Regions from separate parts of the Homo sapiens genome. Here region 2 is linked to region 1. The links are chromatin loops, found by intact Hi-C in ENCODE. Cell type or tissue: MCF 10A. All regions are shown on one strand. Each heading gives the region's core, and the rest is flanking DNA. Links, peaks and the distances in the headings are about the cores only.

The links. Hi-C counts contacts between places; a loop is a spot of excess contacts. Peaks named below come from ENCODE experiments on the same cell type or tissue, not always from the same donor. Only the 100,000 strongest peaks of a DNase experiment are listed, where the experiment ranks them.
Region 2: a loop joins it to region 1, with 9 times the contacts of the local background. A loop is called at or near these places in 2 of 110 quality-filtered maps.

What each region holds. Positions count from the first base shown.
Region 1 is chr6:72,641,752-72,644,563 of GRCh38, forward strand. All of the region lies in intron 1 of KCNQ5 (potassium voltage-gated channel subfamily Q member 5), which reads left to right. All of the region lies in intron 2 of KCNQ5-IT1 (KCNQ5 intronic transcript 1), which reads left to right. Among named protein-coding and RNA genes, the nearest start is that of KCNQ5-IT1, 13 kb to the left of the region's middle. In MCF 10A, for the core only: a CTCF peak has its summit at 1,671; no DNase peak of the experiment used is centred there.
Region 2 is chr6:73,110,033-73,112,844 of GRCh38, forward strand. It overlaps KCNQ5 (potassium voltage-gated channel subfamily Q member 5), which reads left to right. Exons shown (of 14, transcript NM_019842.4): 7 at 1,276-1,371. Among named protein-coding and RNA genes, the nearest start is that of KCNQ5-AS1, 32 kb to the right of the region's middle. In MCF 10A, for the core only: no CTCF peak of the experiment used is centred there; no DNase peak of the experiment used is centred there.

The DNA.
Region 1 (2,812 bases), core at 251-2,750:
TGGTATCTAAAATTGTTGGCCAATAATTGACCATTTTCTGCCTGGGTCATGTACGTGCACTGAGAGGTTGAAGTGTACTGTGTGTGCTTCTTCAGGCATTTCCTATTTATCTGAGACACTTTTGAGACAGAGAGGTGACTGGAGAAAATGAAGGGTTCTCCTTTATTTTTATGAACAATTCTCTACGCCTCATTACTCTCACAATTTTTGAATATCTACAATCTTTTCTCTCAGTTTTCTTAACCTCCACGCTGATGGTCCTGATTCAGAGCTACTTCGTTTATTACCCAAACACAGCTTGGGGAAGGGAAGGGGGATGTAAGGCAGTAGAGGCTTAATTCCCCTTGTTATTATACATGGCTATTGCTATTTGTCCTAGGGAAGAGGGTTAGCTTGGCCCTACTAGATAAAGAGCGTGTTAAAAAGGCCTCCCAAATTTACAAGTGAAAAACAAACATTTTGCGAGTAAAAAACAAACACACATATCCTTTGCCCATTAAACATTTTGTTTTGTTTTTTAAAATGAGCAAGGGATATGAACAGACACTTTTCTTTTTAAATTCTTATTTATTTATTTATCAACTTTTATTTTAAGTTCTGGGGTACATGTGCAGGATGTGCAGGTTTGTTACATAGGTAAACGTGTGCCACAGTGGTTTGCTGCACAGATCAACCCTATCACCCAGGCATTAAGTCCAGCAAACAGATACTTTTCAAAAGAAAATATATATGTGGCCAACAAACATATGAAAAAAATGCTAAATGTCACTGATCATTAGAGAAATGCAAATCAAAACCACAATGAGATACCATCTCACACCAGTCAGAATGGCTATTGTTAAAATGTCTAAAAATAACAGATGCTGGCAATGTTGTGGAGAAAAGGGAACTCTCATAACCTGTTGGTGGGAGTGTAAATTAGTGCAATCATTGTGGAAAGCAGTATGATGATTTCTCAAAGAACTAAACATAGAGCTGCCATTCAACCCAGAAATCCCATTACTGGATATGTACCCAAAGGAATATAAATGGTTCTGCCATAAAGACACATGTACACGTATGTTCATTGTAACACTATTGACAATAGCAAAGACATGGAGTCAAACTAAATGCCCATCAGTGGTAGACTGGATAAAGAAAATGTGGTACATGTATTCTATGGACTACTACACAGACATAAAAAAGAATGAGCTTATATCCTTTGCAGGAACATGGATGGACCTGGAGGCCATCAACCTTAGCAAACTAACACAATAATAGAAAACCAAATATTGCATGTTCTCACTTATAAGTGGGAGCTAAATGATGAAAACACGTGGATGCAAAGAAGGGAACAACAGACACTGGAGTCTACTTGAGGGTGGAAGTTGGGAGGAGGGAGAGGAACAGAAAAAATAACTATTGGGTCCTAGGCTTAGTACCTGGGTAACAAAATAAATCTGTACAACAAACCCCTGTGACAAGAGTTTACCTAAATAACAAACCTGCACATGTACCCCTGAACTTAAAAGTTATTTTAAAAAAGGCCTCCTTTGGTCATGGAGATTTGTACACAAACACAGAGCATTTTCCATTGATCCTCAGTTAAAGGCACCCTGCAGTTATTTAACCCTGACTTCACATACCAAAGGAAGTCTAATTATTTGATGTGTGCTAAACATCCTCAGTGTGGTGCTGCTGTTCAGCCACATTAAATTCACAGGACAAGTCTGCACCCTATGTAGTACAGATTGAGTATCCTTAATCCAAAAGTCTGAAATCCAAAATACTCCAAAATATGTAACTTTTTGAGTGCTGGCATGATTCTCAAAGGAAATGCTCATCGGAGCATTTCAGATTTTGGATTTTGGATTAGGGATGCTCAAACAGTAAGTGTCTGCAAATATTTCAAATTTTCAAAAAAAACCTGGAGAGGCCAAAACACTTCTGGTCACAAGCATTTCAGATAAGGGATACTCAAACCTATCAATCTGTTAAACTTTTTGATGTCTCCTAAAGACAGCCACAGCTGTTATGTATTTGTCACAGAAACCAGAATTTTCTTTAATTTAGAGATTTCTTTAATTTAGATAGTTTGCAAAGATGTAAGCATAAGAATGTTCCCTGAAACATTGTTTTCTAATTTTAAAAGTCTAGAAAAAACATAAAACTATGTTATTAGCATCTAGTTAAATCAATGATGGCAAAACTGTCCAAGGGAATACTGCATCCTTTGAAAAGAATGAGGTGGATATGTATGACATGGTATAGCATGATTTCTAAAATGAAAAAAAAACACACAAGGTATAAACCAGTATGTACAGCACATAACAGGTATACACTTTGTAAATTAAAAAATACACACATAGTAGGTTGTTCTCATTCTGTTCCATAAGGTCACTGCAAATACTGAATTAGCAAATACCGACTCATTGCTCCTAGTGGAAATACAGGGTTAGGTCCTATGAGCCTTTGGTCATAACATTTTCATCAATGGATCAATACATAACCTTATTTTATGTGTGTTTCTGTTTAAAGATACATTATTTAATATATATTGTTGATTCATTAACACTGAACTCACAGTTTGTAAGTCATACCTGAATGTTGTTTATCTTACACATATTTTCTCCGTAAGGCACATCACAGCCTTCCTGTGCTTAGGAATGCTAGATCACCCTTCAGTCTGGTTCAGTGTTAGCTGGGAACATATGTGAGAGGAGAGGTTCAAATTTTTGGCTGGTCTGCACATGTCTGCAAATGACCTCAAAAGTGCTGTATTAACTTAGAGGTTACAAATCAATTTTGAGTAGATAAATTCTCAAATATGAAA
Region 2 (2,812 bases), core at 252-2,751, 470 kb after region 1:
AACACCTTCTAGAAATGAAAAACCCACCACCTCTCCAGACAGCCTATAGCATCTTTGAACCATCTTTGAGCTACTCTAAAAATAAAAAGAAAAGAAAAGCAACCATTCCTTACCTGTAGCAAATACTGACTTAGTGCTTATAAAATGTCCATCTCTAACCAAAGGGTTAGACTCCTTGAAGTTTAATAAAAAACTAATAATTTATAGCTAGCAAGTAAAATCCACAGACTTGAAAGCAGCAGAGCTCCCAGCCCCATGCTAATAAACTCAAGAGTTAAAGACAAAGCCCAGAGACTGAATTTAGCAAGCTCCAAAAGCCAACCCAAGGCTGAGACAAAGCATCTTGTTTTTACAAATGTTAGTAGACCAGAGCAAATTGAAAAGAGTGGGGGACATCAAAGAACCAGAATTTTGGCAGATCAAGATGATAAGCAGAAGAAAAGCAAACTGGCCCAAAACTAATGTAAACCTAGAAGGGAATACTAATCTTACTAATCCCAAAAACTGAATAGGTGAGCCAAAATAAAAAAGGCAAGGAATGGTAAAAGTGTGAATTAAAATGGGAATGTGCTTTGCAATGATCCACGTTCTTGTCTCTAGTGTACAAATGGGCAAAATAGAAAACCTTCTACTCTATATCTTCAAAACTGAGTATCCCTGCTCTCCATTTTACTTTTCTTTTAGTAGGTGTACAGTTATAACATTATAAAGAACTACAGCTGGGACAGATTTTATACAGTCCTCTCTCCTCCATTTCATGAATAGAGAATCTAACTTTCAGAGTCTCATCAAAGTGCTAGAAGTATTCCCATGTTCACAGCAGTGAGACTTTAACTCCCTCAGATTTAAAATCCAGCTCTGTCCCAAGTTGAAATTCATGTTCTCTACATTCCATCACTGGATGAGACCATTCAATCTAACTTAGGCAAAAAGAAATGTCACAGAGAAGGCCACACACACACAAAAAAATTTTATTGTGATTTTATTTATAATCATGGTGCCTATGCTATACCACAAAAGATAATAAATGACAATGCCTAATTGACTTACTAAAGAACAGAAGTTGTATCTCCTGGCAGTATTGCCCAACAATTTGCCATTGGCTATTGGTATTATAATGGAGATAAATACTGCTTATTTTAATAAGTAACATGTTTATGGACAGGTTACATACCGTTTGTCTTCTCTCAGACTCATTTTAGTGACTTTTTAATATTTGTATTATTTAACAGTGCTTTTGAAATTTTTGAGTGCCATTTTTGTATTTTGTTCCAGGGCATTCTTGGCTCAGGTTTTGCATTAAAAGTACAAGAACAACACCGCCAGAAACACTTTGAGAAAAGAAGGAACCCAGCTGCCAACCTCATTCAGGTAAATGTCAATGTAATAGGTAGATGGCAACATTTGTGTCCATAGTGCTTGATGGGTCATTTTCCAATCTCTGTGCTTCATTGCTTGGTAGAACTACTGCTTTGTTCCTTTTTATAAAATGAAGTCAGAACTTAATGTACAGTCTTGGATTTGGACAGTCTTGGATTTGTTCCTCCTCTCCCAAACTGAAACACATGTATTTTTAGCAAATGGTCCATGCATTGTTCAGACTAAGTAACCATGTCAGCAAGGCCATGCAAAGGTTAGCAGTTGTGTGGCTCGTGGAATTATCTAATATGTCTTATGAATTACTTGATGAAACGTAATTGATCATTAAGTGATGGAGCAGAACAGGGCATTGTTCCCTGCATTCCAATTACTTTCTCCAGCCAGATGTATGTTGCTGTTTTAAAGAACAACATATTTGTTTAGAATGTCAAGGTTTAATACCTGTGAAATTGCTTTTAGTGCCATCTAGGGCAGTTAGCGGAAATAGCTATCCTATTTTGAGAGCTGATGGGACTATGGAATACATCAGTGTTTGAGAATATTAAACAATAAGTATATAATTTGAAGCTAGCTCCTAATACATAGGTTGTTATTTAGTATTTCATTTTCTTTTCACTAACTCAGGATTAGCTTCAGCACTAAAAGGAATGCTTCTCCTTTTGCCATCCATATATTTTCCATCCTAGATCCAGGTTAAGAATCACAAAATATATTTTTTGTTAGATTCATAATGTAGAGTTGACATTTAGTTATGGACAAAATAATTCTACAATCTAAAGTTTCTCCCCTCCTGCTAGGGAAGTGGAAGCTACCGAATTTCTAAACTGGAGGGTCTTGAAGTGGTGCTCCAAGGCCCTAGGAAACTTGCCTTAAAGCTGCAGTAACGGGCACACTGTTTTGTTGCTGTTGTTGTTTTGTTTTATTTTTTGTTTGTTTTGTTTTTTTTTTTTTGAGACAGAGTCCCGCTTTGTCGCCCAGGCTGGAGTGCAGTGGTGCGATCTCGGCTCACTGCAAGCTCCGCCTCCTGGGTTCACGCCATTCTCCTGCCTCAGCCTCCCGAGTAGCTGGGACTACAGGCACCCGCCACCGCGCCCGGCTAATTTTTTGTATTTTTAGTAGAGACAGGGTTTCACCGTGTTAGCCAGGATGGTCTCCATCTCTCAACCTCGTGATCCGCCCACCTCGGCCTCCCAAAGTGCTGGGATTACAGGCATGAGCCACGGCTCCCGGCCACAAGCACACTGTTTTAATTTAGATTGTAGGTTTGGGTGGGTGGGTTGGTGGGAGATAACCACCACAACCCCTACCTTTAGTGTTTATCTGTGACTGTGATATATGCAGTGCCTCCCACAGACATGGAGCTGGGGAAAGAAGGGGGCAGTATGGTTCAGTTATATCATGAAGGAGATCTGTTTATATCTAATCATTAAAT